Linked DNA regions of Homo sapiens: region 1 is linked to region 2. Evidence: chromatin contacts called from ENCODE Hi-C or POLR2A ChIA-PET data. All regions are on one chromosome and are shown on one strand. Each heading gives the region's core, a stretch centred on a gene start or an enhancer-like site at or near the end of the contact. The rest is flanking DNA. Distances are from core to core; before and after follow the strand shown. Region 1 holds the start of MAPK9 (mitogen-activated protein kinase 9). Region 2 holds the start of MAML1 (mastermind like transcriptional coactivator 1).

The links. A loop is a pair of places that touch in the nucleus more often than their neighbours do. ChIA-PET counts read pairs that join two places held with the same protein, here RNA polymerase II (POLR2A). Pooled maps may share reads with other maps.
Region 1: a loop to region 2 is called in a map of B cell, with 6 times the contacts of the local background. The contact joins the promoter of MAPK9 here to the promoter of MAML1 in region 2. A Hi-C loop is called at or near these places in 1 of 168 maps with a recorded cell type or tissue (B cell), 3 of 37 single-sample maps with no recorded cell type and 9 of 50 pooled maps. POLR2A ChIA-PET finds 5 or more read pairs at or near these places in 2 of 52 experiments (CD8-positive, alpha-beta memory T cell and MCF 10A).

What each region holds. Positions count from the first base shown.
Region 1 is chr5:180,286,674-180,293,382 of GRCh38, reverse strand. It overlaps MAPK9 (mitogen-activated protein kinase 9), which reads left to right and starts at 1,300. Exons shown (of 12, transcript NM_002752.5): 1 at 1,300-1,535. It overlaps LOC124901151 (a long non-coding RNA gene), which reads right to left and starts at 1,151. Exons shown (of 2, transcript XR_007059085.1): 1 at 1,083-1,151. RefSeq lists an enhancer at 180-822 and silencers at 745-1,084, 1,095-1,464, 1,595-1,784.
Region 2 is chr5:179,729,230-179,735,664 of GRCh38, reverse strand. MAML1 (mastermind like transcriptional coactivator 1) reads right to left here and starts at 2,843. Exons shown (of 5, transcript NM_014757.5): 1 at 2,238-2,843. The coding sequence starts at 2,552. CANX (calnexin) reads right to left here. Exons shown (of 15, transcript NM_001746.4): 15 at 4,024-6,435. RefSeq lists silencers at 2,251-2,310, 2,551-2,750 and enhancers at 1,939-2,439, 3,201-3,300.

The DNA.
Region 1 (6,709 bases), core at 51-2,550, 560 kb before region 2:
AAAGGCCGGCTCTCCACGGTTTTCCCCATGTGCCCAGCCTCAGTGCCTCTCTTCCTGCTTCACTTTTCAACGTAGATCTGGCAACATCCCAAGCCCCGGCCTCTCCCATCCTGTACGACCCCCAGGCCGCTGGTACCTGATCCAGCCTCAAAAGCAGCTCAGAGTCAACGGGTCCCAGTCCCTAGGGGGCTCTGAGCAAGAGACTCCTCGCCCCGCCCCCCACTCCTCTCAGAGGCTTGACTGAGCACCTCCCTTTTTTTTTTTTTTTTTTTTTTTTTTTTTTTTTTTTTTTTTGAGAGAGTCTCACTCTGTCACCCAGGCTGGAGTGCAATGGCGCAATCCCGGCTCACTGCAACCTCCGCCTCCCAGGTTTAAGTGATTCTCCTGCCTCAGCCTCCCGAGTAGCTGGGATTACAGGCGCCCGCCACCACGCCCAGCTCATTGCTTCGTATTTTTAATAGAGACGGGGTTTCACCAGGTTAGCCAGGCTGGTCTCGAACTCCTCACCTCAGGTAGTCCACCCGCCACGACCTCCCAAAGTTCTAGGATTACAGGCGTGAGCCACCGCGCCCTGCCGCACCTCCTAATTTTTAGATGTTGTCAACTAAGTGATCCCGCCACCAAGCGCAGTCTCCTCCTGCGTCACCGACCCACCGGGTCACCTGTCTACACACCGCCATCTCTTCGCACCCCCTCCCCCTCTTCGACCCGGCTTCTGGCCTCACCCACACCCCCATAGACCCGTTCCTCCGGCGCCGCAGCGAGCAACCGAGTGCGAGGCCCGCCCCGCCTACCGGGCCCTAGCACGCCGGGCTCCCGGACGCCAGGCCGGCCTCCCCCCGCGATCGCCCCGGGCTCTCCCCGAAACGGGCGGGCTCCCGTGCCGCTCCAGTCGCCTCACCGCCACAAGCCTGCACCTGCAGCCCGAGGCCCGGCTCCCCGCGGACCCCGCGGTGTGAGCCCCGCGCGCCTCCAGCCCGGTTCCCGGTCCTCCGGGCCACCCTCTCCACCGAGCTGCGCCCCCCTCGCAGGGAGAGCGGGCTCAGCCGGTGGGCCGCGCAATGCCTGCGTCTCCAGCTCACCGCGTGCACTGCGCGCACCCGAGCGCCATGGCCACTCGGCCCGCGCCACTGAAAGGCCCGGGGGCGAAGAACCCGCGGAACCCCGGCCCAGGACCTCGGGCGCCCGACCCGGCCCCCGACCCCGCCCGCGCCACCCTCCATCGGCCCGCCCCCCAGGCGCCATTGGCCGCGCCTGCTCCGCTCTCCGCGCGCTGATTGGTCGGCGCGAGGGTCTGTCAGACCGGGCGCCGCGGCGGCGGCAGCGGCGGAGAAGGGAGCGGGACCGGAAGGGTCGCAGCGCCCCGGCGCCCCTCACACCCACTGCGGCGGCGGCGGCGGCGGCGGCGGCGGGGCGGAGCGGAGCGGGGCGGGCCGGCGGCGGAGCCGGGGCCGCGGAGCCAGGAGTGACTAGCACGCAGCGCCGCCAGTCCGCCCGCCCGCCCTCTCCCCGTGGCGCGGCGGCGGGGAGGCGAGGTGAGCCCGGCGGGCGGGCTAGGCCTGGCGGCGGCTGCTCGGGCCGGGCCCGCGGGGAGGGGCGGTGAGGGAACCGCGCGGCCGGGGGCTTCGGGGCGGGCCGGGGGCTGCGGGGCCCTGGCAGCCGCAGCCGTCGCCCCTGTGCTGGGGGATGCCGCAGGCGCCCCCTTCCGCCCGGCTGTCAGCAGCCCCGGGCTGCGGGCCTGCTCACCGGCCTGGCCCGGCCGACCTGCCCGTGGGGTCTGCGGGCGCCATCCCTCCCGGAGGTGGGGCAGACAGCTGCACTCCTGCGCCGGGTGCCCAGGGGCCCGGGGTCGCGTCCCCGCGACCTTGGCCAAGGCACTGACCCTCGCTCTGCCGCGGTTTTGCCTTCGGGAAGGTGGGGAAATGTCTCTTCTGGACAGGGTTGTTGTCAGGCTGTGTGAATGTATGCAGACGCCTGGGCAGGACCCCGGTGTGCATCTGTGGAAGACTGGGCAGGGTGCTGGCCCGTGCTGGTGTGAGTGGTGTAGGAACCCCCTCCCCACCCGCCCAGCCTCCCGCCTCCCCGCGCACTCCTCTCTTGCCTTGTCATTGCACACTCGGTGTCCAGCAGTGCCAGAGGGGACCCAGCCCGAATCCCTTACCACCGCGCCCCTCCCCCAGAAGACTGCTGCCCCGTCCCACTCATCTCGCCCGCCTTGAACATGCCAGCCCGCATTTGCCCCAGGACCTTTGCATTTGCTGTTTCCCCGTCTTTGGAGTTGTCTCCGTGATCTTGGCACAAGTAGCTCTTTCTGCTCCTTCCTCTGGTCAGATGTCTCGTTTTGGGTGAGGCCCTCCTCGACCACCCTCTTTCTTCCCTTAGTCATGCTATTTCATTATTTAAAAAATTTCCTTCCTAGCTCTCATCTGGTTTGAAACTATTCTATTTATTTGCCTGCTTATTTTCTGTCTCCCCGACTAGGATGTAACTTTGTGAAAACAGGTAGCTGTCTGATTTGTCCACTGCTTTATCCCCAGTGCTTAGAAAGCACACAGGAAGTATTCAGTAGTATCAGCTCAATGAATGAATGAATGATCAAAGAAATGGCCCAGCCTGCCTGTTGTCTCTGCTTTATCTGTTCATTTAGTGACTTCTGATTAGCGTGTGAAACTTGTAAGCAGATGGAAGCTTGTTCTATTTTGTGAAACATTTTGGTGTCCTTGACCCCTTTAATTGCTAACTGTTGGAACAAGCTGTGATATAAAATCTCACATTTTTATAATAGTTTAGCTGTAGCTTTCTTCCACACATACAAGAGACATTTACTGAATTCTGCATTATCTAGGTCATGCTTTCTGCTAGACCCTACGGACACAAGGCAGATAGCAACGGGGTCCCTTTCCCGAGAGAGCCCAGGAGCCCAGTAGAGAAGGCAGGCATGCAGACACTTAGTTCCAGGACTGTACAACCCTTGCTATAGGGGAGGGGCTATGCCATGGAAATGTGGAGGAGGTGACAGGTGGTGCTGGGGGGCCTTGAGGGTGATAAGAAATTTGCTAGGCAGGGAGAGGCACAGAGGTGTGAAGGAGCAGGGCCAAGGAAGGACCGTAGGCCACTGTGGAGTTGAGAATCAGTCTGGAGGGCCAGGTGTAAGGACACAGAGTCGTGGGGACCCTAAAGAACAGGAACCTTACCCAGCAGTTTTCTAGAAGAAGGTGGAATTTGGCTGGGTGCCATGGCTCACGCCAGTAATTTCAAGACACTTTGGGAGGCTGATGTGGGAGGATCACTTCAGGCCAGGAGTTCAAGACCAGCCTGGGCAACGTAGCGAGATCTGTCTCTACAAAAAATTTTAAGAAATTAGCTAGGTGTGGTGGCATCCACCTGTAGTCCTAGCTGCTTGGGAGGCTGAGGTGGAAGGATCCCATGAGCCCAGGATTTGGAGCCTGCAGTGAGCTATGATCACACCACTGTGCTCCAGCCTGGGTGACAGAGCAAGACCCTGTCTCTAAAAAGGAAGGCAGCACTCCACATTTGTTCTGATTTTTAAATGTTGGCAATAGCTAATTAAATTTTTTTTTAATGCTGTGAGCCAAGCCAAATACAGATTCATTCAGCTTGGTTGCAGGATCGTCATCCTCCAGGACTGGCTGTGTGGGAGGGAGGAGCTGTGAGGAGAGCAGGAAAGGTAGCCTAAGGCCAGGGGAGCCAGGCCCTGTTTGCCCAGGTGCCAGCCCAGATACTCATTTGATTGTAACTGGAGCCCTGTGGAAACGGAAGCTCAGGAGTCTAAGTAGTCTGTTTCTTAGCAAGCAGCTGGTGAGTGGAGTTCGAACCCAGATCACTTCCCAGATAAGGATTCTTTCCTGGGTCCCTCAGCTCTGAGTATTCTCTTTTGGCTTTTAACTTGTTCTGGAAGAATGACCACCAATCTATTTAATGTTTTCCTCCATTTAACTTTTTTTTTTCTTCAAAAGGATCCTGCAGAGTTAAAAACAATACTATTTTTGCATAGACTTCTCTTTTGACAGCTTTGATTTTCCTGGCAATTTAATTTTCAGGGTGCCAGGACTTTAATTTGTTCACAGATTAAAATCTGTTTATTTGGTCCCGTAAATAAACAACAGAGGGGATACTTGAATGTGTCTAAGATAAAATATTCTTAATTTTCTGGATAAAGAAAAGGACCAGACAAACCAGTTAATAGCGAGTAAACCAGTTGTTTTCATGAGGCATAAGATAAAACAGAGACCAGATTTTTTTTCTTCTTGAGACTATTGATTTGCCAATAGGGCAACTATTTTTGGTCTACATACATACAGTAGTTACACCTCACACTTGGTTAGGAAGGTGCCATTTTTACATAATTTTCCTTCAGAATAATTAATTCCTGATACTTTGTACTTGATTGTATGAACCAGTTTCAACATCATTCTTTTTATTTTAACTTTTATTATGGGAACTTTCAAACATATACAAAATAAACAGAATAGTGTCCTGCTTTAACAGTTATTAACTCCTGACCAATCTTGTTTCATCTCTAATGGTATCCACTTGCACCCTTACCACCCATAATTATTTTCAAGCAAATCCTAAATATCATGTCATTTCATTCATTATTTTTTGGGATACTAATTACACAGTGGGTGCCCAGTAAATGTTTGGTAAAGACAAAGCTAAATGGGAGAATAAATGTGGTAGGGTAGCTCGGAGCAGTGGGTAAGATCAGGACTTTGAGTCAGACTCCCAGTGGGTCTGCTGCTTATCTGGGTGATGTGCAGAAGCGATTGCACTCATCTGTAAAACATACGGGCACAACCTCAGGGTGCTCAGGAGGTGTACAGTAGTTATACTTCACACTTCGGTAGGTCTCTAAAGGTACTGACTCTTTTAAAGTTGAAAAAGTAATAATTGCTTAATATCATCAAATAACTAGTCAATATTCAAATTTCCAGCTGCCCCATGAATTTTAGGTTTCCTTAATAGTTTGAAAGTAGAGCAAGAGAAGGCCATACGTTGTTGATTGGATGATACGTCTTTTAAGTTTCTCTTAATCCATAGATCCCCCTCCTATTTCTTTGTTTTCTTGGTAGTTTATTTGTTGAAGCAATCGAGTTGTTCCTTAGCATTTCCATAGTTGGTATTTGATTGATTGCATCTCTGCAGTGTAATTGAATGTGTTTCTCTGTAATCTCTGTAAGTTAGTAATTGGATCTAGACGAGGCTTCGTCAGATTTAGGGTGCATTCCTGCATCAAGATGCCTTCCTAAGTGGGCTGTGCACTTCTTATCTAGAGGTACCCTGAGGCTCTCTGCTCGTCCGTGTTGCAGATGAGTGCAATCGCTTGCTGCACATCACCCAGATAAATAGCAGACCCACTGGGAGTCTGAAGTCAAAGTCCCGATCTTAACCACTGCTCCCAGCTGCCCTACCGCATTTTTTCTCCCATTTAGCTTTGTCTTTAACAAACATTTTTTGGGCACCCACTGTGTAATCAGTAGAGGATTGAGAAATAAATCAGACACATTTTCTGCCCTTACAGAGTAGAAGTGTAAGTAGACTCGGAATGCAATCTAAAGCGAATACTGGGAGGGTGGCAAAAATGGGGGCATGCCCAGCATGGTTTGAAGGGAAAGGCTGGAGGAGGAAACATGTAAGAGAAGCAAGTGCTTGAACTAGATTTTTGAAGGAGGGTGAATGTTGACCAGCAGGTCAAAAAGGGGAGGGAAGTCATTTCAAGCAGATGGAACAGCTTAGGCAGAGGCCTGAAGGTGTGCAGTAGCTGGGTGTGTCCGCTGATCCCAGGTGGTTTGATGTTGCCTAAGATTGGGCCAGAGGACTGCCATCTCCTGTGCTGTGCTAGGGAACTGAATCTTATTCTCCAGGCAGTCAGTCACTGTTGAAGGAGTTCAAATGGGAGAATGGTGTGATCACTGCACACTTTCAACAAATCTCTCTTTTTTCTTTCCATATTTTGAAATAATTATAGATTCACAGGAAGTTGCACAAATGGCACAGAGAGGTCCCAGTACCCTTCCCCCAGCTTTCTCCCACGGTTACATATTTACACAACTGTAGTAAAATGTCTAAACCAGGACATTGGGCATCGGAGCAAGGTGTATAGAGTTCATTGTCATTTTTTATCGTGTGAAAATTCCTATAACCACTACCACAATCAAGATTCAAAACTATGTCATCATCCCAGATATCTCCTTGTCCCACCCCCTTACAGCCACAGCAGCCCCTTTTCCCCACCATTCATAACTGCTGGCAAGTACTAATCTAGTCTGCATCTCTATACTTTTGTCTTTTCAGGAATGTTATATGCATGGAGTTATACAGGATGTGACTTTTTGAGATTGGCTTTTTTCGTTGACTATCCTGCCCCTGAGATCCACCCAAGTTGTGGTATGTTTCAGCAGTTGCTGAGTGGTATTCCATGGTATGGGTATACAGCAGTTAGTTTAACCATTTACCCATTGAAGGACAGGTTTGGGTTGTTTCTAGTTTGGCACTATTAAAAATAAAGCTGCTGTGAACATTTGTGTACATATTCTCACGTGGAGTGATTTCTCTTTCTAAAGTGGCATGTGTGCAGTGGTTCGGAAGTCACAGAAATGGTGGCTGGGAGAATGCTTCTGCTGTCGCTGGTCCAAGGAGCCACGAGAAGCCCTTACCCAGGGCCCTGGGAGTGGGGGATTGAGAGGGA
Region 2 (6,435 bases), core at 1,594-4,093:
AATCCCAGCACTTTGGGAGGCCGAGGTGGGTGGATTATCTGAGGTCAGGAGTTCGAGACCAGCCTGGTCAACATGGTGAAACCCCATCTCTACTAAAAATACAAAAATTATTAGCTGGGCATGGTGGCCAGCACCTGTAATCCCAGCTAGTAGGGAGGCTGAGGCAGGAGAATCACTTGAACCTGGGAGGCGGAGATTGCTGTGACCCTAGATCGCGCCATTGCACTCCAGCCTGGGCAACAGGGCAAGACTCCATCTCAAAATAAATAAATAAATAAAACAAATAGCATAGATAATATGTTTCCTAAATGTTTTGACAAAGGAGATTCTTACTGCTGTGGGTTAGGCTGGTCAGGAACTAGCTTTAAGGCAGAAGAAAGAGATAAGCTGGGACTGGCAGGGTGGCAGGATTCTGAAAGGGATGGAGGAGGGTCCCACAGGCGGCCTTTAAATTTATGAAATACTGTATTTTATTTATTTATTTATTATTATCATACTTTAAGTTTTAGGGTACATGTGTACAATGTGCAGGTTAGTTACATACGTATACATGTGCCATGCTGGTGCGCTGCACCCACTAACTCGTCATCTAGCATTAGGTATATCTCCCAATGCTATCCCTTCCCCCGAAATACTGTATTTTCATGTCCACACTCATTTCTTTTTATTCTTAAAAGAATCCTGGGGGCGGCACGGTGCGGTGGCTCATGCCTATAATCTCAGCACTTTCAGAGATCAAGTTGGAAGAAAGGATCACTTGAGCCCAGGAGTTCAAGACCAGCCTAGGCAATATAGTGAGACCCCATCTCTAACAGAAAAAAAACTTTTTTTATTTAGCCAGGCATGGTGATGTGCAGCTGTGGTTGATCCCAGTTACTCAGGAGGCTGAGGCGGGAGGACTGAGGAGGCTGAGGCGGGAGGATTGAGGAGTCTTGAGCCAGGAAGGTTGAGGCTGCAGTGAGACATGACTGTGCCTCTGCACTCCAGCCTGGGCGACAGAGTGAGGGGAGGGCAGGGAAAGAACACGGGGCGATAATAAGCCCAACATGCCCCTAGTTTACAGATGAGAAAAGTGAAGATGAGAAGGCTTGACCAGTTGATACAATAAGCAATGAAATCTGAGTGGTTTTTTTTCTTCTAACCCAGCAATCGAGGCTAGTGTGGAAGAGAATGAGAAAAATAATTCAACCAGAGCAGAGGACCTGTGAGGGACATTAAAAGATAGGTTAGGTCAGACTGGTCCCAAATGCCAAACTAAAGACTTTGAACTTCATCCTTTCAAGCAAGAGAAGGATTTCCAGCATTTCGAGAATAAGGGAGAAAGAAACTAAATGCCTACAGACTGGTTAGTTAGCTAGGGACAGGCACTGCAATAGCCCAGGTGAGAGATAATAAAGGTATGAATTTAAAAATACACATAACAAATTAGATTTTAACATTGGTTTTAAACTAAAATCCCCAAGAAAACCACTGAAAAACCTTGTCTCTTTTGTAAATCTGTTTCAGGAAGAAAAACCTCTAACCAACAAATTTCAGGAACATTTACTGAGAGCCCAAAGGGAGTAATAATTGACCAACAATCTAACATCATCAGAGATTTTAAACAGGCCTGATAAATTAAAACTAGAATTGTCAACAATATTGCAGGAATCTCAAGTTCACAAAGTTCAGGCTACCTAAACAAGGAATACTTATATGCAACTCATTGAACATTTTACTAAGTTTTCCAAAAATTTCTTGATTTTCCATTCAGAGGAGTTTCAGTTGGTCAACCAAAGGCCGACTTATTTCCACATGAAAGCCCTGATCCTGCTCACAGCACAGGATCTTGTAAAGGGCAAGGACCCAATAAACATTTGCAGAATAAATGAGGCCAGGCCTACGGTGCAGGAACTCCCTCCATCACAGGCGACTCGAATGCTAGTCTATTTCGAATAAAGATCTCAACATCCCGGAATCAAGTCTGGAAGAAAAACCCTCCGGTTAGCGTTCGCCAGCCTTCCCAGGTCGGGCCTCCTGCAAGGCCCTCAAGGCGCTGTTTTCCCAAAGTAACGCCACCGTGCCACTTCCCAAAGATGACAACCTCTCAGCTCCCTGCCATGTTACCCTCTCTCCAGCCAGATCCAGGAGTCGCGGACGCCTGGGGAAGTCTCCCAGCGGCCCGATCCGCGTCAGAGGAAGCGTTTTCGGGAGAGGGGGCTGCCGCCACGACAAGCGCCTTCCCGCGCCCTACTCACCGTGGCCGGGCGGCCGTGCTCGGGGCCGTCAGCGGCGTCCAGGCGCGGGGCCGGGGCGGCGGGCGCCGGGGCCGTGGCGGCGGGCGGCTGCCTGTGCTTCCCGGCGCGCTTGGCCTTGGCCTGGATGCAGCGCTGGTGCAGGGCGAAGGTGTGTTGGCGCTCCAGCTCCAGGCGCTCGGGCGACACGGCCTCGTAGCGGGCCTCGCAGGTGCTGTGGTGGCGCCGGCACAGCTCGATGCGCCGGCGAAGGCGCTCCATGACCGCGCTGTGCCGCGGCAGCGCGAACTCCGCCATGGGGCAGGTGGGCAGCACCATGGGCCGCGGGCTGCACGGGCCGGGCCCGGGGCCGGGCCTCTCGGGGCCGGCTGGCACTGCGGGCTTCGCTCCCCGCGGCTACCCCTCTCCGCCTCACGGCCGCGCCATGCCCCCGAGGGCAGCGGAGCGGGCTCGCGCGCGGCGGCGGGTTTTCCTCCTGCCCCGCTCGGCCCGACCCCCAGCCGGCGCTTGCTGCCTACCTCAAGCCTCGGCCTCTCCCCACCGCCCCGGCCCCATTGTTTTCCGCGCTACCGCCGCGGCCGCCATCTTAAAATTGTTTTCGGGCCTCTCGGAAGAAGGCGGGGCCTCGGTAAGAGACCTTGTGCATCACGACTGATGAGCAGGGGCCCTGGCCAATCAGAGAAGGAAGAACCGGCCGCCCGAGGGCGTGGGGACGAGCACGCAAGAGGCGCGCTCGGGCGCCAGAGCGGTATTTAAAAGGAATTCTCAAGCGAAGGGCGGAGGGAAGCCCCTGGGCGGGCCTTAATCCTGGGGGCGGAGCTAAGCGTGACTGACAGGAGCCCGTCCAAGAGGCGGCTATTGGTTTCCTGCACAGCACCCGCTGAAGGCAGGCCCTTCCGGCTACCCCGAGAAAAGGGGAATCTGGCAGGCGAGTGCGGCGCAGCTGGCCAGTCCCTGTCGCCCGCCTGGCAGTACAGAGACCTTTTTTTTAAATTATTTTTTAAATTTCGACTTTGATAAACTCTAAGTAGCCACGCTATTTTAATGTCAGCCGTTTTACTTTGACCTTATTCCTTGTATCCAGCCCCATAATTGGTCAGAATCGTCTAGTGAGCTGGTAGTTTCCTCTTGCAACATTCCGAATCACTGGTAGTTTCCACCTATTTGTAAAAGCCCGAGCAAGTTTCAAAAGTGCAGTATTACTCACTACTTAAAAAAAAAGTCCAGAAGATGTGAGCAAAAGCATGCAAGAGTGCAGCTCCATTAGAGGGAACTGGAAATGCAAAGGACGACGTTTCACCACAACCACCGCCTTCCAGGCTCAAGCGATTCTCCTGCCTCAGCCTCTCCAGTAGCTGGGATTACAGGCATGCGCCACCACGCGCGGCTAATTTTGTATTTTTAGTAGAGACGGGGTGTCTCCATGTCGGTCAGGCTGGTCTCCCACTCCTGACCTCAGGTGATCCGCCCACCTCGGCCTGCCAAAGTACCGCGATTACAGGCGTGAGCCGCCGCGCCGGACCAAAAACAGTCCTTTAGGTAAAACTGAGTTACTCAACAAAACCAAACCAAGACAAATTATGCCCCATTATTAAAACTAATAGGCAAAGGGGAGTAGAGGGACTGGAGCAATCAAACAGTGTTAGTACTAAAACTAGATAGTGTGATGCCAAAGGATATCAGGAACTCTAGATATGGGCACTCTAATTGCTAAAAGGTTAAGCAGGAGGTGGCAGGAGGCTGCACATTGAGATACACCATCAGTAGTTCAAACATTCGTTACTCTAGCTTTTTACTAGGGCTCATGAGGTTTTATTTTAAAATCAAGAGAAAACAACAATCAAATATGTCTTCATACAAACGCAGCAGAAAAATACAAATCCTAATGTTTTAAATGGAGAAAGTGGGCCACCAAGGCAAAAGTGCCATAATGCAGTCCTGCTTTTTTTTTTTTAGCATTCAAACAAATTTTACACCAGAACTAAACTATTTCTTAATAGAAAAAATAGTAACTAGGAGCACTACATTCTGTGTACATACTTTTCTTTAGTATGTAATCTAAAAATTTAATAGCACATAAAAAACTGGGCTAACTTTCAAAAATACCCCTAAAGTATTTAAGTATATGTAAAATAATGGAGTCTGATTCTGAACAAATAATTTTCTAATAAAAATTTCAAAGTTCAATGGTTCCCCTAAGTCTTAAAGAATATTATCTACAAATTATCAGTAGCATTCCCTCCTTTTCTGAGCTGCTGTCCACACTATTATACAACAGAAACTACTGCACCGCAATCACATGGGCAGGAAGAGGCAAGGGCTAGACAGAAAAGACTGCATCAAACTCACGTGGTGAGATAAAAGTCATTATTTCACTGTCCATAATAGTTTCTGCCTAGTAGTGAACTCTCACATAGTGGCCAATTATACGAAGATCAACCCACTAATTGAACATAGTCACACACACACACTGAAGGTTACTATGAAGAAATTCAGTCAAAAGCAGACACTTAACACAGGGCTTTAATGTAACACCATTTAGTAACATGACAAATTGAAAAGTGAGGAGTACTTTGTGGATAAGAAAATGGAGGAACACATCTGATGGAGAGTGGGCATTTGACAACAATGGAACAGGTAACCAGCATGTAAAATCAAAATATAAGTGTCTTTTTAAGAGCTGAAAGCTGCTGCTGGTCATTCATTAATGTGTCAGACATTTAATCAGGATGCTGGACCTTCAAAATAACTGAAAAAAGAACCAAGAAAAGGCGTTTTTGTTTTCAACAAACTTTACTAAATAACCCTGGAAAGGCAATGAACGATCTGACAATTTAAGCTCTAATGATTTAAAGCTCAGCTAGAAGAAAGTGAGGCATGACATATACTGTCAACGGAGGGTGAAGGAGGCAGATTTCTGGAAATGCAATGATCCCACACATTTGCTTCAAGGAGAAACCTGCAGACATATTTTCAGGTCTTGCTAAGTAACAACTGTTTATTTGTAATCAATACATTTGGGAAAGTCTGCTATGTAGCTAAGGTCACTGTGACCACAGAACAACAGATGAAAAGGAAAAAGCACTGAACAGCAAGAAAAATACATCCCATCCTCAAAAGAATTTAAGTGAACAAACTTTAAAAAGAAAAAAAAATAGATACAGCCTTCATCTTTTACAAATATATTTCCTTCCCAATATCTTCCCAATATAAACACTGTGGAGTGTTTATATATTCAGTGCAAGAAACAGTATCATCGGTACATTTGAAAGCCTCTAAAGAACAACTGAAGCTAAAATAATATCTAACTCTGAATACGTTTCAGTGTAGAGTAATAATAACATTATTACACTATAGTGGTGTGGGAGAGGCTCTGATAGCACCCATCTGCATCCCGCATGAAAAAACAAACCTAAGATCACTTTTTTAAAAATTCTACAAGCCACGTTAAAAAAAAATTTGAACAGGACTGCTTTATTGTGTAATTTATGACACAACTGTTACATGAATTGCAAATGAAGGCTTAAAATATATAGCAGCTACAAAAAAAATCAGATAACTCATGCTTCATGTCACTCCTCCCACAAATACTTCTAGTCTGTTCAACTGCAGTCAATTCTGTATTGGTTTGCCTGTGAATTAGACTTCTCAAGTCTTTACACAGAGTAAAAGAAATGGATAAAAATCAAAGTATTTTTCTGTACTTTGTATCAATGTATTCTATTCTGTACTTTGACCCTGGAAAGGTATGGGTCTGCTTAAAAGAAAGAAGAAACATACACGTAATCACAATAAAGCTTAACATTATGCAGGGCTTATAATCATTTTCAGCAACGGACTGCAAGCTGCACTGTGAAGAAAATGCATAGCAGAGGAGAAAGCTGGGGATCTGAGGAAATAGGTAAGGAAAACAGTGTCAACACACAGTGGAAGAAGTGATGAAGACATCTATTCCGGAGCTCACGTGCCATGCCCTGCTAGCATTCCTTAACAAGCCACCTGCTCCAGAAGGCCACAGCCTGACCCTCCCAAGTGGAATATAAATGCCCAAGTGCCACATGAAGCCACCTCCTCCACTACCTAAAAAGCTGTCTGGGAACTGAGCTACAGAACACACACACTTTCTGGTCTAACAAACATCAAGTGAAAGAATTTTTTCTTATATATCTATTTTTAATACAACTTAAACGCAACTTTTATA